2 separate regions of the Homo sapiens genome follow, and region 1 is linked to region 2. A link is a loop called in an ENCODE intact Hi-C map of the cell type or tissue named here. Cell type or tissue: thyroid gland. All regions are shown on one strand. Links, peaks and the distances in the headings refer to the core of each region. The heading gives the core; the rest is flanking DNA. Region 1 holds the start of MIR4486 (microRNA 4486). Region 2 has its middle 65 kb from the start of NAV2.

Region 1 (15,403 bases), core at 3,100-11,099, 74 kb after region 2:
AGATACAATTGTCCAATTGGAGGTTTTATCTAGGAAAACACATATTTTCAAAGACTGTTTGGTCCCCATGCCAGGATCATAGCTGGGCTGGTTTAACGTGCTGGGCCTCTGGGTTTTATAGTACTTTCCACTTAAGTGAGACAGGACAGAGGCCTTCTCAGAGCCTCTTGTCTCCAAGGTGGTGTCCAAGAGGGGCCTAGAGATGCTCAAAGCCAATCATTCCCATGAGAATTCCAGAAAAGCTAGAATCTACCTAGACCAGGTCATGTAGGAGGGGAATAACAACTAACATTTATTGGGTGCTTACTATGTACACTTACTGAATTCCAGGTTCTGCTCTAAATACCTAACACATATCATTGCATTTACTCTTTCTTATTGCCTTACAACGAAGTGTCTATTTCCTTCCTATCTTCCAGAGGAGGAAAGCAAGGCTTGGAAAGGTAAATCAACATATTCAAGATGATCTGATTCAGTGAGTAGTAGGGTCAAGATTTGAACTTAGGTCTAGTGATTCTAAAACACTTCAACCTCTATAATCAGCTGCCACCCATGACTGTCAGGGCCCTTTCTCCGTCTCTGTCCAGCTGCTTGAGCTGTGTTATGAAGGGCAGATAGACGAAGACCAAGGAAGGGCTTGTCACTAGCAGTGGGAACCAATGAAGGGAACCAGGCCTGGGAGAGAATCCTTAATATTTGCCAGGAACCATGTTAAGCATTTACTTAAATTATCATGCTGAATTCTCATAATAGTCCTGCAAAATAAGTCTTATTATATCCATTTGACAATTGAGACAGCTGAGGCTTAGAGAGGTTAAAAACTTTCCCAAGGCCACACGGCTCAGAAGTGGTGGACAGTCTGCCTGAATAGACTCCTTGCTCAGAAACATTAAGTCAGGCACTGAGCTTACCCACCTACGTACACATCATATGGCTTTTATTCTTGGGAGAGATTTCTTTTTTTGTCAAATTCTGGCTCTACTTGTACACATTGCACTGATCACTTCCCTGATAGTCCTGGATGTTGAAACTTACACACACACACATTTACATCTAGGCCACTTACTAGCTGAGTAATCTTGGGTGTGTGAACATGTCCCTAAACCTCTCAGAGGGGTTTCTGCTCTCCTGGGACTCACCACTTAGACCAAAGGTAGCAAACCTTTCCTGTCGAGAGCCAGAGGGTAGATATTTTAGGCTTTAGGGTCATCCGCTCTGCATGACAACTGCTCAACCCTGCCCTGTAGTGCAAAAAACAACCATAGATAATGTATAATCAATGCTATGGCCAGATTTGGCACACAAGCCAAAATATGCAGACCCCTGACCTAGATGGTCAACATATTGCACAAATAAGTGTTAAATTCCCATTTTGTAAGTACTACAAATGGGAGGTATTAGTGTACTCAGAGTGTATACTAGGAGGAACTGACCTCCAGGGCATGGTGGCTGGACAATGTCACAATGTCACCACAGAGCAGGGCCAGAACTGGAGTCCAGGCATCCCATTCTCCCACTGGGACTCACCCCCTGCATGTGTGGCCTCCTTGGTCACCAGTGAATCTCCCAAGTCGATGTCCCTTCTAGAGGCTCAATGACATCAGGCTGCACTCAGAGAGCAGCCCAGGACATCTGCAACTGCCTGGCTTAACCTCTGACTGTGGCCAAGAGCCTTCTACTAGCAAATCACTGGCTCATTTCTCTCCAGCAGGGCCTGGCTCACAGCACCTTCTGGAAAGCCATTACAGCAGCTACAGCAGCACGCGCAGCGTTAATTTATGAAAATCTCAGCTTGTAAAAGCCCAGCTCGCAGGCAGAGCCGGAGGAGGCAGAGGCACTCTGCACTGGAGATGCATGAACTGCTATTTGCTTCTCTTACAGCCACAAAAGGAAATGCTGGCGAGGGCTTCAGAGAAGGGGTGGTGGGGAGGGGACGCTGCTGGATTTAATAGGAGGAATACGAGTCATTTGTCTTATTGTAAAATAGATGTGTGTTTGGAAGCAGAAAATGCTCTGGATCCTTTCTTTCCTCCCCTTGCAGGCATGAAAAGCCTTGAGCAAAACAAAATGCTGCTGATTTTGAGTCTATTTTGGGCGCCTGTCGCTGATTGTCTGCTTCCGAGGCCTGTGCACATGCTGCCTTCTCAAAGAATGGTTTTAACAAATTGAAATGGAATGAATGAGCATCTTGCTCCTGCTGCTGCTGCCACCATTGGAACAGAAAGCAGCCCCCAATAGTGGGGCCTGGTCCATGGCTCCTCAATTCTTCCCTCTCACCCCAGATGCCCACCCAACCCACACCCCCATCCACACAGTGCTTGCTGGCTCCCGAGTTAGGCTGCTCACCCCATGCCAGGAAGCTATTTACCAAAGGAAATAACTGTGATAAAAGGGCTAAAAATAGGCAGCAGTGATGGAAAACATTTTGTTGAGAGATCTGCTGACAAGAGGGGAAACAGAGCTGTGAAAAAGATAGGTGGTGAAGGACACAGAGGGAGAAGTGGCTACACTGAGCATCTAGGGGGCCCAGGAGGAGCCGGGGTCAGGGCCCAGAGGCCAGGTGGCTCACACAGATGGCTGCGCCCTCGTGGCAGATCTTCCCTGTCAGCGGCCCTACCCTTGTGGTATTTCACCCAGCCTTAGAAAAGTGAAGGGGCACGAGCCAACAGGTTCCTTCGCCAGGTGGGTATCTGAGGACAGGTATCTGAAAAGCAGCCCCATGAAGGAAGCAAATAGAACGCTGATGGAGGCTGACCACACATTTGGCTTTCGCCAGTTAGCAACACACGGACGTTGGACAAGCTGCTTAACTTCTCTGAGCCTCAGTTTCCTCATGTGATAAATAAAGATATGCTTAGACCCACGTCATAGGGCTGTGGTGATAATCCATGCACACTATTTACCAAACAGTGGCATTATTCCGGTCATTCAGGCTTTTACAAACATGGATTGAGGGCTTTCATTGTGCAAGGCACTTCCTGGAACCCAGGGATTCCTTGAAGTAAAAGACAAATTCCTGCTGTAAGATACTTTAATTCCTTAGTGAACAAGGAATTAGAGTAGAGAAGGGGGAGCTGTCCTTAGAAATATATAACCAGCACCACTCAGCCTAAGACAGCCAGATGGAAGGACCCCAGGACACCTTCCCAGGCCACAGACACATCCATTCCATCCAATGCTGTGTGTCTGCTATGCACTGTGTACTGAAGAGGGAATGATGAGAAAGGCTCAGGGTTCCCTTCTGAAGCCCACAGACTGGTAGAGAAGACAGGGAGGGAAACAGATATATGTTATTCACGTGAAAAGGACCATACAGAATTAGGTTTAAGAGCTCTCTTTGGGAGCAGCAGATCTTTGAAATTTCCAGGCACCGGAATGTGTAAGTTTTACAACAAGCTAAATATATACAAGTTAATCATATTCATGTATTTGCATAAATTAATAAACAGCAATTATATATTATAGCAATTTCTAAGTAATATCCCCAAATAACTATCTCAATATACCAAAATAGTAACAATGGTTATTTCTGGGTGGTGGAATTATGGGTGATTTGTATTTCTCCCCAAATTCTCTACAATTAGTATGCATTATTTTTGTAATAGAAAAACAAACAAATGAAACATGAGTAAGAAGCGAGTGGTTTCAAAATACCCTGCAGATGGGAAATCTGTTCGCTTGCCTTGGATTCAGCTGAAAGCCTCTCTATGACTTCAAGAACCATCAAAAGTTTGAAGTAGCTTGAAAACAGGTTTTTGCATCAGAATGCGGCAAGGCTGCCCAGTCTCTGGCCAAGTGGGTCTGATCCCTTACCTGTTTATTTTGTGGCTGAGGATCAGAAAGGAGTATGCTAGCTTGGAATGGAGAGTGTAGACAGAGGAGGACCCATTCCACAAATGGCTGTGTGCAAAGGGCACTTAGGCCTGGATTTGAGCACTTTTTCTGCCATACACTAGATGTGAGATCTTGGGCCAGTTATTTCACTCCTTTGAGCCTCAGATTCCTCACTCTGTATGACTTAAAAAAGCCATCCTGAACCACCCAGGCTCAACTGGGCATCTATTAGAGTCCACACCGTAATCTGCTCAGCCCTCTGTGTTACAATGGGCTACAACTTAAAACTAGGGAACACACCTTGTCCACAGCTGTGATTCCCTTACCTCTCATAGTGCCTGGTACAGTGACCTTCAATACACATTTGCTGAATGAATGAGATGCCAAAGCTCATGCTAGGTCCTGTAGCTGCAGAGATGAACGACATGGATCCCTGGCCATCGGGAGCTCCCACTTTAGTTGGAACTCAGTCTCCCCAACACAATATAGATGATGACCAATGCCTTAAAGGGCTTATGTGCAAAGAGAAACTAGAAGAATGGGGAAGAAAAGGTGAATTTCCCCAGGGGTGTCTGAGGAGGTACTTGCATAGGGGGGTAGAATCTGAGCACAGTCTGGAAAAATGAGTAGAGCTTCTCCTGCGGGTACAGAGACAAGGCAGGCAAAGGTGTGGAGTGGAGCAGGAATGTGCACAGCAAGGAAGAGGCAAGAGCAAGGCTAGGGCCAGGCGTGGAGCACCGTGGATGGGTCTGACTGGCATTCTGGCTGCTGTAGGAGCCCAGGCTTAGAAGGAGAGCTGATGGGCTCCTTTCTCATTGCAATGGCAAGAGCAAGCATCTACCGCCTGTGCTAGATGCCAGCCTCGCCCAGCATGCTTCCACCTGCCCATCAGGAGGGCAAGGCAATAGGACCAGTTTGGGGTTAATCACTGCTAAATCTAGTCTGCTGCTAAGAACCCCTCTAATTTAAACCAGCATCTGTGAGAAGGGCCAGCTTTGGCAGGGGCCTTGAGGAATGTGGACATGATTAACCTCTGCCAGTTGCAGCAAATTAACTGCAAAAAGAACATCCTGGCAGCACCCCGGATCTTAAGTGCAGCCAACCCTTGAAGATGCAGGCTGATTGCTTTGCCTGGGCTGGAAGTGCAAAGCTGTGTCTTTACTGGGCACTTCCCATTAGGAAGTATAGGGGCACCAGCTAAACTCCATCCCTCCTCAGGGCCTTCACCTGTGCTATTTCCTCGGCAGGAAACCCCTTCGCCCAATTGAGTATGGTTGGCCTGTTCTGATCTTTCAAGTCCTGCTTCAAATGTTGTTTCCTTTGTGATGTCTTCCCTGACTCCCCATCTAAGGTGGCTTTGCTATTCTCCCCACACTCATCACTTTCTGTTCCACCATTCTATTTTCTACTTTTCAAAGAGTTTATTTTCTTGCATGGTTGTTCATTTCCTTTCTCTCTACCTAATTCTAACTGGACCTATGCTCCACGGTAGCAGGAACCTTGTCTTGCTCACAGCTGTATTCACTATGTTTGGCACTTAATAGGTGATCAACAAAAATAAACGGGATGGAAGGAAGGAAGTAAAGAAGGAAAAAGAGGGGGTTTCTAATACAATGGCTCCAAAATGTCCACCAAAGCACTTAGCCCCACTGCCCTGGGAAGATGGCTCATTACCCATGAGCCCACGGAAAACCTATAGGCCAGGGCCAGGAGTGTTGGAGCCCCAGGGACAACACAGGCCAGGAATCTGATGCTAAAGGAAGAATAAGGGACTAGGAAGGGAATTAACATTTATTGAGCACCTACTGCTCAATAGTGCCAGGCCTGTGGTTACTGAATGAAACCTCTCATTTTACAGATGAGGGGGGCTGTAGCTAATAATAAATCATAATAAACATAAAATATCTAACATTTATTTTTGCACCTGGGCTAATCACATTGCATATATTTTCCCAACAAGTTTGGGAGGTAAGCATGATTACTGCTCCCATTTTGTAAGCAGTGGGAACCAGGAATGCTCAGTAACTTGCTCAGTTTTATACAACTAGCTAGTGGCAAAGCCAGGATCAGAACTCAAGTCTTTCCAACTCTTGTCCAACATCCTCTTTTGACAGAAAATGCCCTTCACACTATCATGATGGCTGGTTTGGCCCTGCCTTGCAGCCAGCTCTCCAGGGAAGTTGCTGGAAGGAGCCCTGCCCCAGGCCATGGTTCTAGGCAGACTTCAGACAATCCCCAGTCATCCACCAGCTGCTCAGCAGGCCAGTAAATTAGCCTGCCACCCCCAAGTGCTGAAAGCACTTGGGCCGCCTGACACAGCACCCTTGCCAAGAGCCTCCCACAGACACAGGCAGGTGAGGAGGGATGGGCCTTCTAGCCCTGCAAAGCAGCCAGCTCAGAAACCACCCAGGGAGGCCTCCCTGACAGGCTGGGTACAGGGGAGGGCTCAGGCAGCACTTTCTGTCCAGGAGAAGAAAGCACAGTCCTCAGGCTCTACCACCTACCTATAAGCTGGTGACCAGATAAGTTTCTTAATCTCTCTAAGACCTAGCTTTCCCATCCATAAGGCTTCTGTGAAGATGAAGTGAAATGGCAGATGTCAGGCACTGCCCGCGGCTGGCACAGGGTAGCAGCTCAGTGAAGCTCAGCTGTACCAGGTAAATTCTAAAATCAGAACCCGCCAGGAAATCCTCCTTCCCACCTATATACTCACGCATGCCACAGTCATTGAGTCCATACTATGTGCTTGGCTGTGTGCTGAGCGCTGGAGAAAACATCATTAACAAAATGGTCAAAATCCCTGACTTCAAAGACCTTCCAGTTCGGAGTGGGTAACCAACAAAACAAATATGATAGTATGTCAGACAAGGTGCCAAGAAGAAAAAGGCAAAGCTGAGAAGATAGGTATGAAGTGTAGGGGCAGGGTAGCTGAGATTCTGAACAGGGTGCCCAGGGATGGGCTCACTGAGAAGATGACTTCTGGGAAAAGAAGTGCAGGAAGTGATGAAGGTAGCCACACAGATGTCTGGGTGGAGGTGGGAGGTAAGAATGTTCTAGGCAAAGGAAACAGCAAGCTCATGCCTGAAAGCCAGAGGAGTGCCTGCCGAGCCAAGACGGAGTCCTCACATGATTTCAAAGACAAAGCATTTCCTAAACAAGAGGTTAATGAGAAAATTAGATTGTGTAAAAATGCAATTTGTGGCCAGTTTTTCAAAAGGCATGCTGTTGACCCTGTTGGTTCTGCGGTTTGTTGTTTCTGGAAAGCGGTCCTTGGCAAACTTCAGCATATTCATATAGGTTTCCCCAGGTAATTATACTAATTAATATCAGCAATAGGAATTATAATCCCTGTCATTTATCAAGTCCCTACCATGTGCTGGGCAAAATTCTGGAAGCTTTTATATACACCATTATGATTCCCATTTTACAGATGAAGAAAATGAGGCATAGAGAGATTAAGCCTTTTAATCAAAGTCATGCAGCTCATAAGTGGGAGAGTTGGAGTTCAAACTCAGACAGACTGGTTCTGGCATCTATGTGCTGACCACCATGTAACTACCTTAAAAACATGGAAGTCATTATTATTACTAACAAGACGGGGTTGCCCTGGGCTGTCCAAGCTTTCTTGCTCTTCCCCAAAAGCCATGCTGTTTCCCCAAAATGAACACTCCAGAGCTTCCTGTTTAATCTTTTGCCCCAGGTCAAGTCCTTTTGTCAAGATATAAAATATTGAAGCCGAAAGGTTGCAGATAGAGTACTACAGCAAAGGGATGACAAAATTCCAATCTCTATTGCAGAGAAGGGTGGCTGAGCAAGGAATATGGCAAGCTGATGCCATATCCCCAAGTCTCAGTTTCCCCGTCTGCCAAATAAGAAGGGACGGAGGGCTTTAAGGCCTCTTCCAGTCCCTGATCTTAGAGTTCAGCGACACGGACCCTGGACCCTGACCTAAGCCATGGAGCATATTGTCAGGAGTGTTCAACTGACATCCGGAAGGCAGCAGCCTGGGCAAGCTGACTGTGTTGCCAGGCAGTGGGAGGAGCAGGCCATACTACCTAAGTCCATGGCTTGGGCCAAAAGAGCATCTTCCCATCTGCACCCCTGTGTCTGCCAGTGTTGTCCTGTGGTCCTGCCCCAGGTAGCAGGGGGCAGATGGTTCTACCTGCCAGTCTACTCATCCACAGGATGTCCCTAACACAGTGAGTGCTTAGAGGGTTGGGAAAGACCAAACCTGCCACAGTCTCCCCTCTCCTTCTTCATCCTCCCATCTCTGCACTTCCTATTTTGGGACTTCCTAACATATCTTATCATTCAGCCTTTGGGAAAAGCTGATTTCCAGTGGGAAGGGGATATAGTCATAATAAGTAATAGTAAAGGCACCATTTACTGACTGCTTTTCTGAGCTACACGTTTCTTTTTAATGAAAGTAAAATCGACATAACATAAAATTAAACTTTTCTTTTTTTTTTTTCTTTTTTGAGATGGAGTCTCGCTCTTGTTGCCCAGGCTGGAGTGCAGTGGTGCAATCTCAGCTCACTGCAACCTCCACCTCCTGGGTTCAAGCAGTTCTCCTGCCTCAGCCTCCCGAGTAGCTGGGATTTCAGGCACATGCCAACACTCCTGGCTAATTCTTATATTTTTAGTACAGATGGGGTTTCACTATGTGGCCAGGCTGGTCTTGAACTCCTGACATCAGGTGATCCACCCACCTTGGCCTCCAAAGTGCTGGGATTACAGGCTGGCACTGTGCCTAGCCGAAAAGTTTTCTAAAGTGTACAATTCAGTGACACTTAGTACTTTCATAATGCTGCGTAGCCTTCACTTCTAAGTGGTTCCAAGACATTTTCATCATCCCAAAAGGAAGCCTGTGTCCATTAAGGAGTCAGTTGCCATTCCTGCCCTCTCCTTTGCCCCTGGCAACAACTAACCTACTTTTGTCTCTCATGGATTTGCCTATTCTGGATAGTTCATAGAAATGAAATCATATAATATATGACCTTATGCCTGGCTTCTTTCACTTAACATAATGTTTTCAGAGTTCATCCATGTTGTGGCATTTGTCAGTACTTCACTTCTTTTTATTGCTGAATAATATTCCATTGTATGGATATACCATACTTTGTTTATCTATTAATCTGTTGATAGACATTTGGGTTGTTTCCACTTTTTGGCTATAATGAACACTGCTGCTATGAACATTCATGACCACATTTTTTAAACACTTGTTCTCAATTCTTTTTTGGTGTACGCCTAGAAGTAAAATTCCTGGGTCATATGGTAATTCCATGTTTAACTTTTTGAAATACCATCAACTGTTTTCTGCAGTGGCTGCACCATTTTACATTCCCACCAGCACTATAGGAAGGTTCTAATTTCCCCATGTCCTCAGAAACACTTGTTATTTTCAATTTTTTAAAAATTGTAGCCATCCTAGCGTGTGTGAAGTGGTATTTCATGGCGGTTTTGACTTGTTTGTCCCTAATGACTAATGATGTTAGCATCTTTCCATGTGCTTCTGGGCTATTTGTATATCTTCTTTGGAGAAATGTCTATTCAAGTCCTTTGCTCACTTTTTAATTGGTTTATTTATTTTAATCAGGTCTTTTTTAACATTGAGCTTTTGATATATTCTGAATACTAGACTTACCAGATATATGATTTGCAAATATTTTCTCCAAGTCTGAAGCTGTCATTTGGTGTAGAAAAGTTTTTAATTTTGATAAAGTCCAACTTATCCATTTTACCTGCTGTTGCTGATGGTTTTGATGTTGTATCTAACAATCCATTGCCAAATCCAAGGTCATGAAAATTTACCTCTAGGTTTTATCCTACAAGTTTTGTGTTAAGTGTTTTACATCTAATCTTCTTGACATCCTCTGGGTGAATTCCATCATCATCACCATTCCCATCTTAGAGACTAAGGGTCAGGGCATTTAAGTTACCTGCCTAATGACACACAGCCATGCAGAGCAGAGGCAGGGTTTGAATCTGTGTCTTCAGCTCCGGAGCCCAAGATGCCTATCATTCAGCCTCTCCAGATCTGCCTCCTGTTGCCCATTATCCCCTCATCTCCAATAATGTAGGTAGTGATAGGTAGTGATTCCACAAACAAAATGCTGGCCCCAAAATTTGAAGGGAAGGATGGAAGAAATACAGATGTTCCCCCTGATAGCTACAAGGAGTAATTCTGCTGCCTGGGAGGAAGGCTCAGGTGAGACAGCCACCTGGTTGAATACAAGGGGAAAGTCATCTTTACCTTTCAAAATTTAGCGTTAGTAGACTTTGTTGTGCTTTTGTACTTTCCTTCCTTATAAAGCAGCAACTCTGGGGCAGTGGGACAACCTCCATGAGCCATTTCATCTCATAACTCCCCATCCAGGGTGGTTAGGGGCAGTTCTCCCTCCCCAGGGAGCATCACATTGTAATCAGTTCCTGACAACGCAGCTCATTCCCCAGAGAAGGGGGTGAGATGTAGCCCTTTGCATCCTGATTCCTTGCCTTGAAGTTGACAGCAAACGTTCATTTACTGAGGTCTATTATGTACCAAGCTCTGTGCTATGGGGGCCACAGAAATAAGTTTTTCAAGTAGGCCAGCAGAGAATAGAGAGAGAGAGAGAAACAGCTGCCATAGTTTGAGGCAGAAGGCAGGATGGGACAGACCGAGATGGATATTAGGAATCAAATGTGGGAATATTCATTTATTCACTAAAAAAATTTTATGGGTTTTTCTTACATGCTAGACACTCTTTTAGATATTGGGATAAAACAGTGAAAAGACAGACAAGGTCGTTTGCCCTCATGGGGTTTACATTCCAGTGAGAAAGAGAGACAATAGACAAGGAACCAGCTTGAGATGGGATCAAGAAGAGGCTGCATTTGAGCTGAGCCCTGCAAAATGAGTAAGACATTAATGCATTGACAAGGAAGGGAAGGACATTCCAGACTAAGAGAAATGCATGAACAAGGGCAGGGAGGGATACAGCTCCTTGACATCTTGCAGGTGTATTTGCTAATTTCTTTATTATTTAAAACTTTTTTCCATGACTATAAACACTTTATTTTTATAAATTTAAAAAGTACAGAACAAGAAGAAAAATCATTTACCATTCCCTCACCCAGGATAATAAGTTTCATGACCATGCAGAAGCTGGATCCATTTGACTTCTCTGAAGTGCTGGGCCCAAGCATTCTGTGCTCAGCACCTGAAAAGCATATGCTGGGTGAGATAGAGCCTTGCTTTCTTCCAATGCTGCCTGTCACATAGAAGATGCGTAGGAGACCCAGGGCAGTACATCTGAAATGTAAGTTAATGACTTTGGCCCAATAACTCCTAATCAGATCCACTTAGATTAGAATTAGAGAGACCTCACCTTTGCATTCTCAGAGTGTGGCCAACGTGAATGGGGAGGTGACGTTAGCAGCACAGACTTGGGTTCTGAGACCTGGCTCAGCCTTATGTAACTAAGACCTTGGGCAAGTGCTCACCATCTTTGCTCCCCTTCCTTCAATGGGGGACTAAAGAACCGGGACTAGACCTACCTGGGAGGTGCTTTCATAAGAAGTCAATGAGATCAAGTCTGTGAAGTGCTTAGCAGGGTCTGACACAAACAGTGCTCCAGGAGAGAGCCTCTTATGCTCTGGACTTCTGGGTCAAGTTGGCTTTTGCCACTGTAAAGATCCATCTGTACAGCTTGGACATCCAGAACTCACAATCACAATCCAGAACTGGGCTCCAGACACACCCTCACCTCTAACTCTGCCTGCTCCATGTCCTTCCTCGAGTGTGAATCCTCCCAGGCTTCACATTGATTCCACAGCCCAAGTCTCTCACGTCTAGAGCCTCTCTCAGGGTCTCAGTACTGGAGCTCATTTCTACAAAAACTATTTTTACTGGGCATCCTTGCCTGAGCCTAGAGATCTCTGAGCCCCCAAAGACAGCCCTGGTGGCCTCCTAAGCTTCACAGAGTGATACTCAAAGGAAGAATGTGAGCTGTGGCTTGTGCCAAAGCCTAGAGAAGAATGTGCCAGGCCAAGGGAACAACAGGGGCAAATGGGCACAGGCACTGGTTCTCTGACTTGCTCATTCATGTTTCATCCATTCAACATTTACCGAGCACCTACTGTGAGCCAGGCGCTGCATCAGCTGCAGGATCACAGCTGTGAACAAGCACCTGCCCTCAGAGAGTGCACAGCCAGGGGGAGACAGAATATGAAATATGAAGTTACACTATAGTGTGATCGGTGTTAGGATGCGAGGGTACACAGAGCCCCTGACTGGGCATGAGGCAGGGTGTATGCAGCCTGGGGAGAAGGTCAGTGATGGGAGACCCCTCGGAAGGAGGAACTTTAACCTGAGCATGACTGTGAGTAGGTTCCTGGAGGATTTTCTTTTTGAAAGAGAGGGTAAAGTGAGGAAATGAGTTCCAGATTGCAGAATAGCCTATGGAAAGACCTAAAGACAAGGAAGAATGTGGTCTATCAGAGGGACTGAATTAAGCTCCAGGGCTGGAGGTTAAAGGGCCATAGTGAGATGTCTGAGGGCCAAGGCTGGGGACAAAGGGGGGCCTGGCTCACCAAGAGTCTTAGAGCTACAGTGCAATGGTTAAGCTCACAAACCAGGGAGGCAGAAAGCCTAGAATTAATGCCCTGTTCAGCCACTTACTAGTTGTGTGACCTGGGGCAAATCACTCAACCTCTCTGGACAGTGCTGATGGGAAAAGAGAGAAGGGAATAAATGTGAGAACATTACAGAAATAAATCTGCAAGATGACTTCAGGGAACCATATACATTGGTCCAAAACATTGCATGGAAAGCCTCAGTTTTGCTCTCTAGTGGGTCGGTTGTCCCCTGGGATCACCACTTAGGATGCAAACTACACTTCCCTTCCACAGCCCTGGCCTCCAATCCTCACCCAGTGTGGATCACTGGCCAGCCTTTCTTTCTTTGGCTGCAAGAAGTCCACAGTCAAAAGTGAAAAGAACCAGTTGCACCCGGTCATCCTGTCCCCGGCAATAGCTGGATGTTCAAGAGAGGAGAAAAAGAAGTATCTGTGAAGCTGTCAGCAGGGAAATTCTGGAACATGGTGGAGACAGAAATATTTACTTTGCAGGGATAAATATTACAGAAACAGCCCTCCATCATCCAGTCTCTGGTCTAATGTAGATTTCTCGTTCCAGAAAGGTATCCTTATTGCCTGCAAAAGTGACAGCTGCAGAAAGTGTAGACCTTTTTCATAAAACAAATAAATGCAAACAAATAAACATAATATATGGAAGATTCTTTCTCACAGGCAATGGTGAAAATACATGGATTTGAGTTAGGCCTTTGTGGGTGTGTCTTTCAGATCCTTGGTGACCATGGGCCAGTTATCATGCCCCTCTAGACCTTAGTTTCCCTGGATGCTGGACAGAGCATATGTAAGTATCTTCACAACATGGCTGTGAGGATGGAGTGTGCCCAGGATAATGTCTGGTGTTTCATAAATATGGATTCTCTGTCTCATACTCATCTTCCTCTCTATAGCATGAACTTCCTACATAACCGGCAGTTCTGGAATATCTGAATCCACAAGCAGCTCCAACCAGCTGCCTGAGCTCCCTGTCTCAGGCACAGGGGTGGCTGCCAAAATGACACAAAGAATCTCAGTAACTGAGCCAAATGGCGTTTGCAAAACTCCTCAAGTTTATGGATCACCTTGAAGTTAAAGGTGGAATTTAGTCATGGTCTCCTTTTGACTCAGAGAGATCTTTACAAACTGGAGATCATTTGCTTGTCTGTAACAACTGCACATTAAAATGACCACCTTGGGCTGGGAGTGGTGGCTCATGCCTGTAATCCCAGCACTTTGGGAGGCCGAGGTGGGTGAATTGCTTGAGACCAGGAGTTTGAGACTAGCCTGGGCAACATGGTGAAACCCTGTTCTTACCAACAGCAACAACAAAAAAAATTAGCCAGGTGTGTTGGCGTGCACCTGTAGTCCCAGCTACTCAGAAGGCTTAAAGGTGGGAGGATTGCTTGAGCCCCAGAGGTTGAGGCTGCAGTGAGCTGTGATGGTGCCACTGCACTCCAGCTTGGGTGACAGAGCGAAGCCCTGTTTCACAAAAAAATAAAATAAAATAAAATAAAATAAAATAAAATAAAATAAAATAAAATCTCCTTGGATAGCTCTTCATGCTGCAGCCCAGTGTCCTGCGGTCTATCCATAGGTTGCTGACATTACAATTCACCAGTGCAAATGAGAGCAAGCCCAGAGCTCCAGAGGAGAAACACGAAGTCGCAAGTTCTTTTCCTCCAGCTGCCATTGGATGCCAGGCCACATCGAGCATTTCGTCTTTAGATGGCGAGACAGCCAGGAGGAAAATTGAAATGTCTGCACAGTGTTGTGTACATTGCATGACAGTGTCTTTGAAAAGCACATCTCATTGGGTGCACACATGTTTGCACACAGACATGGTTTATTTTAATGGTGTATTCAAAGCAGGGAGTGGGCTGTAGTAGTCATTTTACTGGCATTAATTTCTGTGGAAAAAAAAGGCGGGCTGTCAATTTATCACCATAGGAAAATCAATGAAATTTGAGCTTATTCCAGATACCTATGAAAGGGGTGGTTAAGGGAGAGATCAGTGATGCATGTAGCCCTTCCTCAGATGTCCTGACTCCTGGGTTCCTGGGAGCAGAGCCTAGCAAAGAACTGGTGTTTTCAAGACTGCTAATTACAAGCAAATCTCAAATTCAGAATGTGATCAAGCCACTACCGAAGCTCTCACCAAAGGACTCTTGGATGAAGAGGGAGGAGGGGACCTTTAATTGGAGAACAAATGGGAATTTGAATAATTTGAAAGATTAGGGAAATAGGAGAAGAGTACTTCCAAGGGTTTCGAGGCAGTGCGGAGTAGGAAGAAAAGCATGGGCTTTAACCTCAGCCACTGGGCTTTACAGATTTGATTGATGTAGGAGTAAACATATGTAAAAGGACAGCGATGGATCCCGGCAACATACTGGGCACACACTAGGCGGCCGGTGCCATTATTACCTTTTTCTGGAGAGGGGGCAGGCAGGGTCTCACTCTGTCATCCAGACTGAGTACAGTGGTGTGATCTCGGCTCACTGCAACATCTGCCTCTTGGGTTCAAGAGATTCTCCTGCCTCAGCCTCCCGAGTAGCTGGGATTACAGGCATCTGCCATCACTCCTGGCTATCTTTGTATTTTTTAGTAGAGGTAGGGTTTCACTATGTTGACCAGGCTGGTCTTGAACTCCTGACCTCAGGTGATCCGCCAGCCTCTGCTTCCCAAAGTGCTGGGATTACAGGCGTGAGCCACCACGCCCGGCCCAGTGTCATTATTACTTTTGCTGCTCATTGGCTGCGTGGCTCTGAGCAAGTCACCCGACCTCTTTGGGCCTCAGCCTTCCCCTCTGTGACATGCTCCTGGGGAGCCCGGTGGGAGGTACAGAATAGCACACGGTGGGCACTCAAGCGGCGGCGGACCTCCCGGCCCCCTGATTTCTAGGGGACGGCAGGAAGGGAACTAGAGGGCAGGTCTGGACACTCAGGCCCCGCCCCGCCCCT
Region 2 (15,403 bases), core at 4,361-12,360:
ATAGCAGCATGATTTATAATCCTTTGGGTATATACCCATTAATGGGATGGCTGGGTCAAATGGTATTTCTAGTTATAGATCCTTGAGGAATCGCCACACTGACTTCCACAATGGTTGAACTAGTTTACAGTCCCACCAACAGTGCAAAAGCATTCCTATTTCTTCACATCCTCTCTAGCACCTGTTGTTTCCTGAATTTTTAATGATCGCCATTCTAACTGGTATGAGATGGTATCTCATTGCGGTTTTGATTTGCATGTCTCTGATGGCCAGTGATGATGAGCATTTTTTCACGTGTCTTTTGGCTGCATAAATGTCTTCTTTTGAGAAGTGTCTGTTCATATCCTTCACCCACTTGTTGATGGGGTTGTTTGTTTTTTTGTGGTAAATTTGTTGGAGTTCATTGTAGATTCTGGATATTAGCCCTTTGTCAGATGAGTAGATTGCAAAAATTTTCTCCCATTCTGTAGGTTGCCTGTTCACTCTGATGGCAGTTTCTTTTGCTGTGCAGAAGCTCTTTAGTTTAATTAGATCCCATTTATCAATTTTGGCTTCTGTTGTCATTGCTTTTGGTGTTTTAGAGATGAAGTCCTTGCCCATGCCTATGTCCTGAATGGTATTGCCTAGGTTTTCTTCTAGGGTTTTGATGGTTTTAGGCCTAACATTTAAGTCTTTAATCCATCTTGAATTAATTTTTGTATAAGGCGTAAGGAAGGGATCCAGTTTCAGCTTTCTACATATGGCTAGCCAGTTTTCCCAGCACCATTTATTAAATAGGGATCCTTTCCCCATTTCTTGTTTTTGTCAGGTTTGTCAAAGTTCAGATAGTTGTAGATATGTGGCATTATTTTTGAGGGCTCTGTTCTGTTCCATTGGTCTATAACTCTGTTTTGGTACCAGTACCATGCTGTTTTGGTTACTGTAGCCTTGTAGTATAGTTTGAAGTCAGGTAGCATGATGCTTCCAGCTTTGTTCTTTTGGCCTATGATTGACTTGGCAATGTGGGCTCTTTTTTGGTTCCATATGAACTTTAAAGTAGTTTTTTCCAATTCTGTGAAGAAAGTCATTGGTAGCTTGATGGGGATGGCATTGAATCTGTAAATTACCTTTGGCAGTATGGCCATTTTCATGATACTGATTCTTCCTACCCATGAGCATGGAATGTTCTTCCATTTGTTTGTATCCTCTTTTATTTTGTTGAGCAGTGGTTTGTAGTTCTCCTTGAAGAGGTCCTTCACATCCCTTGTAAGTTGGATTCCTAGGTATTTTATTCTCTTTGAAGCAATTGTGAATGGGAGTTCACTCATGATTTGGCTCTCTGTTTGTCTGTTATTTGTGTATAAGAATGCTTGTGGTTTTTGCACATTGATTTTGTATCCTGAGACTTTGCTGAAGTTGCTTATCAGCTTAAGGAGATTTTGGGCTGAGATGATGGGGTTTTCTAGATATACAATCATGTCATCTGCAAACAGGGACAATTTGACTTCCTGGTCACCCCTAAGATTCTATCCTGTCTGATCATCCAGGGGAGTGTGGGAGGTGGAGTGGCTCTGCCCAGGAGCTCAGGTATCAGTCTTCTCAGGTTCAAAGTCCAACTCTGCCAGCTGGGATGCGTTACCATGGGAAAATTACTTAAGCTCTCTAAGCTTTGTGTTCCTCGTCTGCAAAATGGGTATAGCAGTTGTTCACTATCTCACATCCTTACAAGTGTGTTCATATACAGGATGAACTTAGGATGACTCCTGGCACATAGTAAGCACCCAATAAATGTTAGCTATTGTTGTCATGCCTTACCATCTCTGATATCTTCCAATAACACAGCAACCAGGGCAGCAGAATTGGACAGAAACAGCATGAGGTTTTGATGCCAGTCTCTGCCTGTCTACACGTCTTTGGATAAGCTGCATCACCTGAGTTTTCTTATCTGCAAAATGGGAATAGTATTAGCAACTCTCTGGGTACAGTGAGGAATATTCGTGAGCTCACAAATGTAAAATGCCTGGCGCTTAGAAGAGGTTTAATAAATGTTAGTTCTCTTCCTCTTGTCCTCCTTACTCTCCCTCTGAAGCTTGCCTATGCATTCACAGTACTTTTTTACTTTCACTGTCACGCTGAATAAATGAATACATTAAGTTAGTGTGAGCAGATACTTTAAGAACTCAGGCTGGTACATTTCCCATGTTTCACCGCCATCCATCATGAAACATTAACAAGAGCACTTAAAGAAACACAGCCACATCAGAGATAGAACGAAGCTCCTCTGTTGCTCAGTGGCTCTTGTGCCAAGTGTCACATGCTATTAAGGCCAACAGCAGGAGAGGCTGAGCTGAATGGGGAGCCTCAAGAAGGGAATGGAGAAAGGATGGCTACCGAGAAGCTGCACTGTTCATAGTTGGGGTCTGTGGCTGGACAATCTCTGCCTTCCCTAGAGCTTTGGCAAATAAAAACCAATGCTTTGTGGCCTCAGAAAAAGTGGAGATAACCTTAACACCCATCAACAGGAAACTGGTTAAATAAATTGTAGTCCATGCAAACTATGAAATGCTTTGCATCCATTAAAGAGAAAGAAGCAAATTTATGTGCTGCCATGGAAAGCTGCCAAGTGTAAAAGCAAGGTGGAGAATGCTATGTATGGGATGGTTCCATTTATGCTAAAAAAGCTTGGTAGTCATTTGTGGACATAACTTCAGGTAAATGCATAAGCTGCACACCAAACTGGTGACAGCCTCTGGGCAGTGGGGAAGCAGACTCAGGGCAGCCATGGAGGATAAAGCGACACTTGTGCTTTTTACCACGCATCCTTCTGTGCTAGTGATTGCTTTATGCATGTGTTACTTGGGAAGCTAAGGGAGAAAAGGGCAGTGGTGGGCGTGGAGTGGGGGGAAGAAAAGAGGGGAAAACCAATAGTTCTTTGTCCAAAAACCTAAGCTTAGACAATCAAGGATGCTAGGGTCTGGGGGAAGCCTTGATTCCTCACTGCATATCACAGTTTATTCAGAGAAATATCCAACTGTGCAGCCCTCACAGCTGACCCTTGGCCCACATCCTCAGCACCTCTGCAGAGGGGCTGGGATGGAGGCTGCCTTGACCCAGGACCCCACAAGAACCCACCCTGCATGTCAGCTCTGCTGGCTTCAGACCGGAGCAGCCCTGGAATGAGGATGGTCCCGAGGACACTTGTAATAAACCAAGATTCCTCCAAGCACTCCTCAAAGCCCCTGACCCTGGGTAGATTCTGAATGAAGGCTTCTGTTAGCTGGGATTGTAGGGGGACAAGTGGCATTTTTTTCTAATAGGCTTCATTTAATTGGTTAATATCTTGGATTAATCACTGTGCATCCGAGTTATTATGAAATAAGGTCACTCCTTGCTCCAGGATGTTCTATGGTCCACCATTACCCACAGCATGCAGTACAGCTTTCTTACGCTGTCACTCAACGTCCTCAAAGTTCTGGTGTATCTAAATACTCATCCTTCAAGGTTTAAAGAAAAAGCATATCCTATTATGCTTTATGACTCATCCTGCCAGAAATGGTTTTTAGAAACAGATGCCATCTGTCAAGGCTGCCATCTGCCCTGTCTTTGCTATGAGGGCTAAGGTGGATGGCTAAGCTGGTCTATTCAGCCTCAGTTTTTCACTCAGATCCTCCTCAGGCTCTTAAATGAGTCAGGATTGGTAATAATTCAAATTATAAAACAAGTTTCCATGCATTGAGCTTTTACCTCATGCCACATGGTGCTAAGTGCTTCACATACATCATCCCACTTACTTCTCACAATGAAATTTCAAAGTGGGTGTCATGTGCTTCCTTTAAAGATGAGGAAACTGAGGTTCAGCAAGCCCATGCTGACAGGGGAATCTTGACCTCTAGGTAACACTGCCAACCCAAGGCATGGTCTGACCACTCACTGATGTGGGCACCTCTGCAGCCATGTGGCCCGGTGGGGTGTGCAGTGAAGGACATTCCAACAAGCACGTCTTACAGACATGGCACATTATATGTTTCATGTGCATCACAGGTTCTGAAATTCTCCATGCCTCTGTCCCAAGGGAAGTGTACCCAGGCCTCTCTTCTCCACCTTGGGGCCTAGCAGGTTGAAAATGCTTGAGTTAGGCTCTTATTTAATCTCTCTGCTCTTATAGAACCCTTGAGAAAAGACGTTCTCCCTGGAGATTAGCTGTGAAGAATGCTTTCCAGGAAAAGGCTCTTGAAGTGTGTCAAGAGGGTCTCTACAAACCTAATGGCTTTTTACAGACCTAGTGGGGTGTTTTTTTTCTTCTCCCAAGAGCTACCTTGAACGGAGACTCAGATGATGGGATTCAGGTTCTGGCTTGGCCATCAGAGCTGTGTGACTAAGGGCAGGCAAATAGCTCTCCATGTTTAGGCTAACTTAATTAAGAAATAGTTTACATAGAATAAAACACTCATTTTATGTGTTCAATTCAATGAGTTTTTATAAATGAGATACTTCTGTAACCACCAGCGCACTCAGATATATACATTTCTATCACCCCAAAAGCTCTACTTTCTGTTTTCCGTCATTAAAGATTAAGTTTGCCTTTTATGGAATTTCATACAGATGGAATTATTCTGTATATAGTCTTTTTTGTTTGGCCTCTATCTCTCAGCATGTTTTTGAGATTCATTCATGTTGTGCACGTGTCAGAAGTTCATTCCTTTTAATTGCCGGGTAGTATTCCACTGTGTGAATACACCACAATTTGCATATCCATTTACTTGTCGTTGGATATTTGGCTTGTTTCCAGTTTGGGGCTACTGTGAATAAAGCTGCTATGATCCTACATAAACAAGTTTTTTGTGTAGCCCTATGCTTTCATTTCTCTGGGTTAAATACCCAGGCATGGAAGTTCTGGGTCATACAGTGGGTGGTGTTTTAGTTTTCTTGGGCTGCCATAACAAAGTACCACAACCAGGAGGCTTAAAACAACAGGAATTTATTGTCTTACAGTTCTAGGGGCTATAAGTCCAAAATCAAGGTGTTAGCAGGGCCACGCTCTCTCTGAAGCCTCTTAGGGAGGTTTCTTCCTTGTCTCTTCCAGCTTCTGACAGCCCTAGTTCCAGCCCTTGGCTTGTGGCAGCCTAACTCCCATACCTGCCTCTGTCTCCACAGGGCCACCTTCCCTCTGTGTCTATGTCTTCACATGGCATTCTCCTCTGCAGCTGTCTGTCTCCAAATTTTTCTCTTATAAGGGTGCCAGTCATATTGGATTACGGCCCAACTTCATGATCTCATCTTAACTTGATTATATCTGAAAAGACCTTGTATCCAAATAAGGTCACATTCACAGGTGCCAGAGGTTAGGACTTCAATATATCTTTTTTGGGGAAGACAAGTCAACCCATAACATATGGTAAGTATATGCTTAACTGTATAAGAACTGCCATTTTCCAAAGTGGTGGAATCACTTTACATTCCTGCCAGCGACAGAAAAAGTTTCAGTTGCTTCATGTCGTTGCCAATACTTGCTATTTGTCACACTTTTGTGTTTTGGCATTCAAATGGGAGTGTGGAAGTATCTCACTATCGTTTTCTTTGCGTTTCCCTGGCTATCAATGATACTGAGGGTCTTTTCATGTGCTTATTTACCATTCATATGTCTTTTGTGCCTGTTCAAATATTCTGTTCAATTTTTAATTGCATTGATTGTTTTCTTATTATTTGGTTATGTGTTTATGATAGACTGAATATTATATTCCCCCAAATTCATATGTTGAAAACTAATCTCTAATGTTATGGGATCTGGAGCTGGGGTCTTTGGGAGGTGATTAGGTCATGAAGGCAGAGCCCTTGTGAGTGGGATCAGTGCACTTATAAAAGAGGCCCCAGAGAGACCCCTCCACTCTCGCTGTGAGAATACAATGACAAGACAGCCATCTGTGAACCAGGAAGCAGGCTTTCACAAAACACCAAATCTGCCACATCTTGATCTTGACCTTCCAGCCTCCAGAACTGTGAGAAACAAATGTTTGTTGTTTATATGCCATTCAGTCTAGGTATTCTGTGACAGAAGGCTGAGTGGACCAGGACAGTGTTCTTTATAATATATTCTCTCGAGGTCATTTGAAACACAGGAGTAATAATCTTATTATGAAAGTCCCCTAGAGCTCTTGTAGCTCAAATTAAGTGGTGGAATGGTGGGAATGTTAGCCCACTAACCAGATGCAAATATTGCACTGTTCTATATCCCTTGACATAGCAGTCTTACTCTAGAGAATTTATCCTGAGGAGAATCACAAGGATTTAGTGATATGAATGTTCCTCATAGCACAGTTTATGCTATAGAAACACTACGATTAGCCTAAATGCCCCAAAACTGGAGCTGTAAGTACACATGATAGAATACTATAGAGCCACGAAAACAAATTTCTATGGATAAAAAATAACACAGAAAGATGCTTATAATGTTGAGTGAAGAAAACCCAATTACAAAACATCAAGTGTAATAAAATCTACTAAAAATGTCCATAATTAGCATAGTAAGATATCAGGTAGGAAATACATCAAAATATTAACATTAATTGTTTCTAGGTGGCAGAAATTTGGACAATTTTTATTTCTTTTTGGCTTATCTGTATTATCTGATTCCTCTACACCTAGCTAATAATAACTGTACAAGTATTTAATTGTGTTACTGCCAGGGTATAATTTTCAAAGGACAGATATATGTTTGACATTACCTTGTTATCCTGAAGGCTAACCATAGCAGAGTAGAAAAAGTCCACGCCTGTGATCTCTCAGGGGGCCCCATCACCAACCACTCTCCAGGGCTGTTTTCACTTGGCAGATCAGCAGCAACGGTGGAACCAAGGCCAGCACCCAACAAACATAAGAGCCATCCCAGTGTGGACTGGGCTTCTGAGACTCATGACCCTTGGGCACTTCCTCTTAGCTACTGGGCCCCATTCTGAAACATGATATGCTTGAGGCCTATCAGGCAGTGATGTGCGGGAAAATGTTTACCAGCTGGCTCTCTAGGAAAAATAAAACCAACTCTCATTTGGCATGTTTGCAATTGCTGTGGTGTAAATATTCCCATCATGGCTGATGTCAAGTTACTGCCATGGCACCACTGAATGTGGCAGGGGAAGAGATGTGTATAGTAAATCATTACATAGTATTTTATATAGTGTTTCCACCATCTAGAAACAATAGACCTAAAATAACTTCAAGAGCATAGACAGTAGGAAAGAAATGATGAGTTTTGAGTATTTATTACCTTCGTTTTTAATATACTGTTTTAATTGTTAGATTATAAAATTTAATTTTTAATAATAACTGCTTTTCACAAGTAGCTCACAAAATTCCTGAAAAATTAACAGCTGGCTCTTGTGCGAGTATAAGCTGACTCCAGCATACCACAGCATATCAAGCCACCCTCCCCTACAGAGAAGCCTGTCCCACATCAATGTAGGGAAGCTACTACAATGTCTAAGCCTCAGTGTTGTCATTTTTTTGTAAAATAAGACTAATGTTGTCTGACTCACAACAGTTGGGAGGATTAATGTAAAAGTTCTAACATTATACCTGGCATACAATAGGAGCTCAATGACCGCTAACTTTTAAACCTCTGAAGCAGACACAGTTAGGAGAAAGAGCCAGAACCTCTGCCCTCTTGCCCAGAGCCCACCTATTCTCTCCTGCTTCCACCAAACAAAAGTGTGGGTCAGAAGCCTTGACTTTCTCCCTCTACTCCACATCCATCCTTGGCCAGGGCTCACAACCTAAAGGTGACTGGCTACAGACACAGCAAGGTATGGGTGTCCAAGTCCAGGTTCAAGAGCTGGAAGATCCAGATGCAAGTGCTGCTACTCCCATCTGCTTGCTGCAGAAGCTTGACATGTCCTGGAGCCTTCCCAAGCCTCGGTTTCCTCATCTCTAGAAGGGGGTCATGCATCTGCTTCACAGAGTTATAATGAGGATGAGGGATGATGTTGGTGCTGGAGGGAGGTGGGCAGATACTGACCATCCAGCAGATGCTCATTTTGTGTTGCAAGTGGACTTATGAATTTCCAGGCTTGGGAGGATCAGAAAAGCCGGGACATTTTGGGAAGCAAAGAGCAGCTTTAACCCTAGGTATGATCTGAGGACTACTCCACAGTCTTCCATGGTGGCATCAACTGATGAACAGAGCCAGCATCTTTATGACTTCTGGAAACCCATCAGCCTGGGAGATCTGCAACAGTGGACAAAGTATGTAGGCACATGTGCGCTCAGCCACATCCTCTCAGGCCTGTGGTTTTCTAAGTGCTGAGGGCAGCTCGCCAAGGGAAATCTATCTGGACAATCTTGACCACAGGCACCAGGATTGCAAGTTCTAGCAGCTCAAGCCAGAGACCCTGAGAAAAAGTGTCGTCTCTTACTCCACCTCTGCTTGTGGCAGGAACAGCTGGCATTTTCTGATACTCCTGCCACCTGCCTGTGGCAGAGCTTTCAGAAAATCTGGAGGCCTAGGAGAGGGAGTATGGGAGGGGGCTGTCCTCCTGTAGTGCCTGAAGAGAGATGGGTTGTAGTATAAGTCATATCTGAGTTCAAGTCTAGGCTCTGCCACATTCAAGCTGTGTGATTTTGTGCAAGTTACTTAACTTCTCTGAGCCTCATGTTCTATATCTATAAATTGGAGAGATCTATAATGCCTACCTCACAATGTTGTTGATAAGGTGAAAGGTTTTATATTTAAAGCATCTAGCTCAGTGCCTGGAGTATAGATGCTATTTGAAAATTGTTGTATGATTACCTGCCTCTGGCCAGCACCCTCACCCTCAAATATACCCCAACATCCCCACACCCTGGGAAGCTCCCCAGATCCTGTACTGTAACTCTTCTGAACCCATTCTTCCTCCTGCCCTCTGACTTCCAGTAGTTTTCAGCACCTGGTAAACATCACCACACGCCCTCAGCTCAGATGTGGTCATGAGCCATGTGTGGCTGCCCAGAGCTTGCCTATACAAAAGACAAAAAGAATGAGGAAGCCTGCCTGCCAAACTTTCTCTGCCCCATTTCAAACAGGCCTGATGTGCAGTTAAGAATATTTGTATTAAATGAAATAGAGCTCCCATCCCACACCTCCATTTTCTTTTTCTCAGTGAGCTCCATTCTGCAGCCCCTCAAGGTTGGTAAGGAGGAGCAATTAGAACACGAAGCATGTTGGTATAAAGTCATAATCAGAGATGCTGGGTGTGCATTTTCTGGTTTTCTGGCATTTGCTCAAGAGGCCATTAGCATTTCTGCTGATGGGGCTGAAGCCCCCAGCCCTGGCCTCTCATTCAACCCCATTTGCAAAGCCAGGGGATAATCTGCAAGGTGGGTGCAGGTTCTAAGAAAAGCTCAGTGCCAGGCATTTTCATCAAGCCAATGAGGTATCACTGCCCGTGGCAGCCAATGTTACCTTTAATGACATCACATTGCATGAGAGAAGCTACCCAGGTTCTTGGCCGCAGCAATGGTGTAGTTTTGGAGTTAGACTTGGTTTTGAATTTCTGCTTTGTCATTTACCACTGGGTGACTTTGGAAGAGTCACTTAACCTCTCTGGGCTTCAGTTTTACTCAGCTGTAAAATACTAGTTTCCACCTCATCCAACCAGCGTTGTGGTGATAATTATTAGGTTGGAGCAAAAGCAATTGCAGTAATGGTTTTTGCCATTACCATTAAAAGTAATGGCAAAAAACGCAATTGCTTTTGCACCAACCTAATAAATGAGACATGCTTTTGAATCATATAGCAAGTGCCTGGCCTATAGTAAAAGCTCAGTAAGTTTTAGTTTCCATTTCTTCTCATCCCTTTTCAGCGTGTTGATATCCCTTTCCTAACTCTACATGTTGTTAGTTGCCAGACTAGGGATGGTGAATATCTGGCATCCTTATCACCCCAAACCTATACCAGGTCCTGGGCAGACATTACTAATTTATCCCTATGGTGGTAGGTGGAATTATGGCCCCCAAAGATGTTCACGTCTGAATCCCATAAATCTGTGAAAATGTTATCTGACATGGTAAAAAGGACTTTGCACATGTGAATAATTTAAGGATACTGAGATAGGGAGAATCTCCTGGATTATCCAGGTGCACCCAGTGTAATCCCAGTGGTCCTTAGAAGTGAAAGCAGGAGGCAGGAGAGTCTGTGTCAGAGTGATGCAGCATGAGGGAGGCTCAAACTGGCCTTTGCTGGCCTCGAAGATGGAGGAAGGGGCCACAAGCTGAGGAATAGGACCAGCCTCTAGAATCTGTAAAGGGCAAATAAATGAATTCCTCTTTAGAGCCTCCAGAAGGAATGCAGACCTTTCGACACCTTGATTTCGGCCTGGTGAAACCCGTACTGGACTTCCAACCTCCAGAATTGTAAGAGAATAGGCTTGCGTTGTTTTAAGCCACAAAATTTTCATAATTTGTTATAGCAGCAAAAAGAAAACTAATACGTCCACCTTCTTTTCCCATAAGAATTCATTGGCCTATGAATTATTTTCAATACAATGCTCCAGGCAACCACAACCAAGCAACTGGTGTAAAATACCAGATGCAACATTCAGTCAAAGCCCAACCTGGGCTACAGATAATGCCATAAACTGGTCCATACCTTTGTGCTCTGGTTTTTCTGCCCTGGCCTGCTGGCCCATCTATCCTGATTTTCAGATCTCATCTCTGCTGCCTACTTTCCCCTTTACTTGAGGCCCAACAAGCGGAGGTCCACACCCCAACCAGTTCTGAATCTCTTCCTGCAGTCTCAGGCCCTGTAGTGGCCCCAGAAAATCCACTACTTCTTTCCAGGGCTTTACTCTCCCAGTCTCAGCAAGAGCCTGGTCTTCTGCAGCTGCCCTGTGATCCACGGCTGAGGGATCCTCAAAGCAAAGGAACCCACAGGAATGGTTGGATCACAAGCAATATTAGACCACAGTCCGCCTTCCTGGCTCCCACTTCCTTTAGCTTCAGTCAAAAGGCCTCTACCACAGAGGGTTATATGAGATGCATTAATTCATATCCACCGGCCTGGGGCCACCATAGGAACAAAGGCTTCTCGCAGCAACAGCCAATACCAAAAAAATGCTTCCTCTGGAGGAACAAATGGTCCCAAATAGAGACATTTTTCTTTTACTTGTACATCCAGAGGGGCTATACACAAGGACAAGTTTCCCAGGGGTTGGGCATCAAAGTGGAGAAAATAATGACTTACAGTTCAAAATGTCCTGATATGAAACACCTTTTCCCCAGCATCTCTTTCTGGAATTCACCTCCATGCAAATATAACCATACATGCTTCTGCTGTGTACATACCCCATCCCCCTCCAGGGCAACAAAACTCACAGAAAGGCTGCTGTGTGTGTGTGTGTGCACATGCACACACGCACACAGAGGTATCACATACACAGACACATACGCACAGGGGTACCTACTTACTAACCCAAGATACTTATGCATTTATCTACATGGAGATGATTAAATGCCAGGTTCCTGGTATGTACGTGCTCAAATATAACACACATATTTAGAAGAGCAAATACATCCAGAGAAATGCAAATCAAAACCACAATGAGATACCATCTCACACCAGTTAGAATGGTGATCATTAAAAAGTCAGGAAACAACAGGTGCTGGAGAGGATGTGGAGAAATAGGAACACTTTTACACTGTTGGTGGGACTGTAAACTAGTTCAACCATTGTGGAAGTCAGTGTGGCGATTCCTCATGGATCTAGAACTAGAAATACCACTTGACCCAGCCATCCCATTACTGGGTATATATCCAAAGGATTATAAAACGTGCTGCTATAAAGACACATGCACACGTATGTTTATTGTGGCACTATTCACAATTACAAAGACTTGGAACCAACCCTAATGTCCAACAATGATAGACTGGATTAAGAAAATGTGGCACATATACACCATGGAATACTATGCAGCCATAAAAAAGGATGAGTTCATGTCCTTTGTGGGGACACGGATGAAGCTGGAAACTATCATTCTCAGCAAACTATCGCAAGGACGAAAAACCAAACACCGCATGTTCTCACTCATAGGTGGGAATTGAACAATGAGAACACATGGACACAGGAAGGGGAACATCACACACTGGGGCCTGTCGTGGGGTGGGGGGAGGGGGGAGGGATAGCATTAGGAGATATGTCTAATGTTAAATGACGAGTAATGGGTGCAGCACACCAACATGGCACATGTATACATATGTAACAAACGTGCACGTTGTGCACATGTACCCTAAAACTTAAAGTATAATAAAAAAATTTTAAAAAAGAAGAGCAAATACATCCATCCTGTGGCATGTATATATATAATTGTGTATAGGATCAACACCTCAAAACCATAGTGATTCCCCCTGTATGCATACACCCAACCCCACACCAGATGGCAGCTATGCAGAACACACGCTGGCACACATCTCAGAATACCTTAGTGAAAATAAGCAAAAGCCAAGTCAATAGAAGCAAAGGTCTTTGATGTTTTTGTTTCTCCAACAGAACTACCACCTGATGCAAGGGTTTGACTGCTGCAAGCTGCCCACTTTCTCGCAGCAGGCAGCCACTGTGAATACAGGGTTGGTGCATGCTGATAGCATGGTAATCATTTCCCAGGAGCCATGGGTGCCCACATTAACACACACACACACCCCTGACTGTTTGCAGCTGCCTTTTCTTTTTAAATTTCTCATATAATACACTTTGCAATCCAGCCCCCCTCCTGCTTGGCTGAGCTAAACTATTTCGAGAATTGGCACAGATGCTGAGAGCAAAGATCTTATTCCGAGATGCTCAACAGAGATCAAAGCTGCTTAATCAAAGCTGTTGACTCCATGTACAGCGCCTTGGCACATCCAGAGAGCCCAGGTGGAGAGGAAGAAGTCAAAGCGGATGATTTAGGAGACAGAGAGAATCCAGCAGTGGAACTGCAGGTCTGACAAGAATCCTTCAGCCAGGATCAGGGAGGAACTCCTGAGGTCATCTAAGTTCCTGGTTTGTCTCATTCTCCATCTCCAGATGGAAGTTTGCTCAAAATAACCCCAGAAAAATGAGAGTCTATTTAAAAAGCTCTCCAGGGAGGAAGATTTCCTAACACTGTACTGAGCAATTCTCACACTTAGGAAATGGCTTTGTCTTCTGGTGCAGGTCTGATGAAGCACCCTGGAGCTTATTGAACAATGGCCTCCTCCCTGGCTTGTGCCTGGGTGGGGCTGGCTGGGACTTGAAGAGTATGTGCAGATGGGGAAGTCATCATTATGGGTACAGTGCCACTGTGGGAAAGTAGAGATACGGCATAGGGATGTCCAGTGGGATCCCCCAGAGAGGAGTCTTCATCTAAGGCTTTCAACTTTCCATCTCGGCAACAAACAGAGCAGCCCGTCATTAATTAATTAATTCAACCAATATCTATTCAGTACCTGCTATATGCCAATCACTATTCTAGGTATTAGGAATATAGTGTGAACAAAATAAAGTCTCTGCCCTTAGGAAGCTTGAATTTTAGGTAGAAATGGGAGGGATGGCAGAGATGGATCAAAGTATAAATAAATAAAAATTATATTTCAGATTGTTATAAGTGCCAGAAAGGAAATAGACAAAGGGCTGTGAAAGAGAGTGGGTAGAAGCCATAGCAATAGAGGCTGTGTTGATGTGGACAGGGTAAGCACAGAAGCTTCCTGGGCGGGGCCAGGGGCATTTGAGCCAAAGCCTGAAGGATGAGAAAGAGTCACCATAGGAAGAGCAGCGGGAACTGTGTTTCAAAGAGAAGGAGCAGCCAGTGCAAACGCCGGAAGGTGAGCGCTCACTGTGTTTGTGGGGGTCTGCATAGCCATGGTGTAGTAAGCAAAAATGGAAGTGGAAAGAGAGGAGATTGTACAGTCAGACTCAGATCAGTTCAGGGGGGCCTGGCAGGTCACAGTGAGGAATTTGCCCTTCTTCCAAGGGTTTCAACTCATTGGCTGCTGAGGAGGATGGGTTAAAAGATAGCAAGAATAGAGGCAGCAAGACCAGCTAAGAGTCTCCTGCAGTATTCCAGGCATAAAGTAATGGCCACTTGGACTAAGGGAGTAGCAGTGGAGGGGGAGGGATATGGATAGGTTGAAGACTTATTTCGTAGGCAGACATGATGGCCTTGTTGCTAGATTGAATATAGAGGGTAAGGGAATTAGAAAATGCTGTCATTGGTCAATATTATTACAAAGTCAAACTATGTAGAGTCAAAATTCCTAGGGCTGGGAAAGGTCTTTGAAATCATACCTCATCCAGGGTTTAAACTTACCTCTGCCCCTCCCAGGTGGGCATGGGATGGTGAGCCAGCTACCACAGGGGCCTGTCTGCCCAGAGTGCGATGGACAGCAACAGTCTCTGGAAAGCTTTCTTTTGGGTGGTGCTGAACTCTGCCTCTCCAAAACACTGATGCTCTGATCCTGGTTGTGTTCCTCCCTAGAGGTTAGGAGGAAAACCAGCTCCTTTCCCTAGGTGGGGACTTTGGGGAAGTATAGCGCTAATGGTGTCCTGGGTCCCCAGGTTAAACATCCCTGGTGTCTGCAGTTGCTCAGGCCATCCCTAGCTTGACATCAGTGCCACAATGTCCCTTCACAAGTGTGATACCTGTTGTAAGTCTTAGATTTTAGCATGTCCAGGTTTGGAGAATCTCCAGAGGATAAGAAGTCAGCTATCATCTCTCCTGAGACAAACATTTGCATCTCTTAGCTCACAGTCCAGCCACCTGCCCAGAACACTGGACTGGCTAACCTCCATCCTTTTATCCTTATCCTTCTCCTCCTAGAACCACATCTCTTTTCCTAAAATGTTCTCTCAGGCATAGAAGATGGGTAACACCATACAGAACTGTTTTTCCCAATGTCAGCCCTGAAATAATGGTCCCCTGAGATATGGAAGGGGAAAAAAAGATCTTCAAGTGAGTAAATCTGGAAAATCCTGTATACTATAAGATATAGTAGTATATATTATAATGTATTTACATATGTGTATTTATGTATATGTAGTATATATTATATGTATTTTTATATATTATATGTATTTGTGTGCATACATATATTTAAAATATCATACCACAGTAAAATCTTCTCTCAGAGTTTCACGATACACATGAGCAGGCTCTGAGAAGTCCTGCAGTAAAGATACCCATCAACTTGGTTGACCAGTATATCGTCCAAATCTGTTGGCCAAAACAACCTTTCTTCCCAGAATATCTATTATTAATAGCTCTGCTTGGAAAATGCCATTCCAGGTAAGTTAGGAAATGGAATTTGTTATTTGGGTAACTTAAGCCTCGAGCCCCACTTTGCCCTGAAACATATAGATGTTTTAAAGCCCAAATGGCTGTTTTTGAATTCAATTATCTGCTTAGTAGGTTTCTTCGTTCTTCACTGGTAGTCACAGAGCTTGCTT

The links. A loop is a pair of places that touch in the nucleus more often than their neighbours do. Peaks named below come from ENCODE experiments on the same cell type or tissue, not always from the same donor. Only the 100,000 strongest peaks of a DNase experiment are listed, where the experiment ranks them.
Region 1: a loop joins it to region 2, with 2.3 times the contacts of the local background. A loop is called at or near these places in 10 of 110 quality-filtered maps.

Annotation. Positions count from the first base shown.
Region 1 is chr11:19,564,616-19,580,018 of GRCh38, reverse strand. MIR4486 (microRNA 4486) reads right to left here and starts at 4,709; the gene lies at 4,647-4,709. It also overlaps a transcript of NAV2 not described here. In thyroid gland, for the core only: no CTCF peak of the experiment used is centred there; DNase peaks (open chromatin) are centred at 3,778, 4,891, 6,168 and 6,884; H3K27ac peaks cover 5,033 bases.
Region 2 is chr11:19,640,024-19,655,426 of GRCh38, reverse strand. It overlaps a transcript of NAV2 not described here. Among named protein-coding and RNA genes, the nearest start is that of NAV2, 65 kb to the left of the region's middle. In thyroid gland, for the core only: no CTCF peak of the experiment used is centred there; a DNase peak (open chromatin) is centred at 8,276.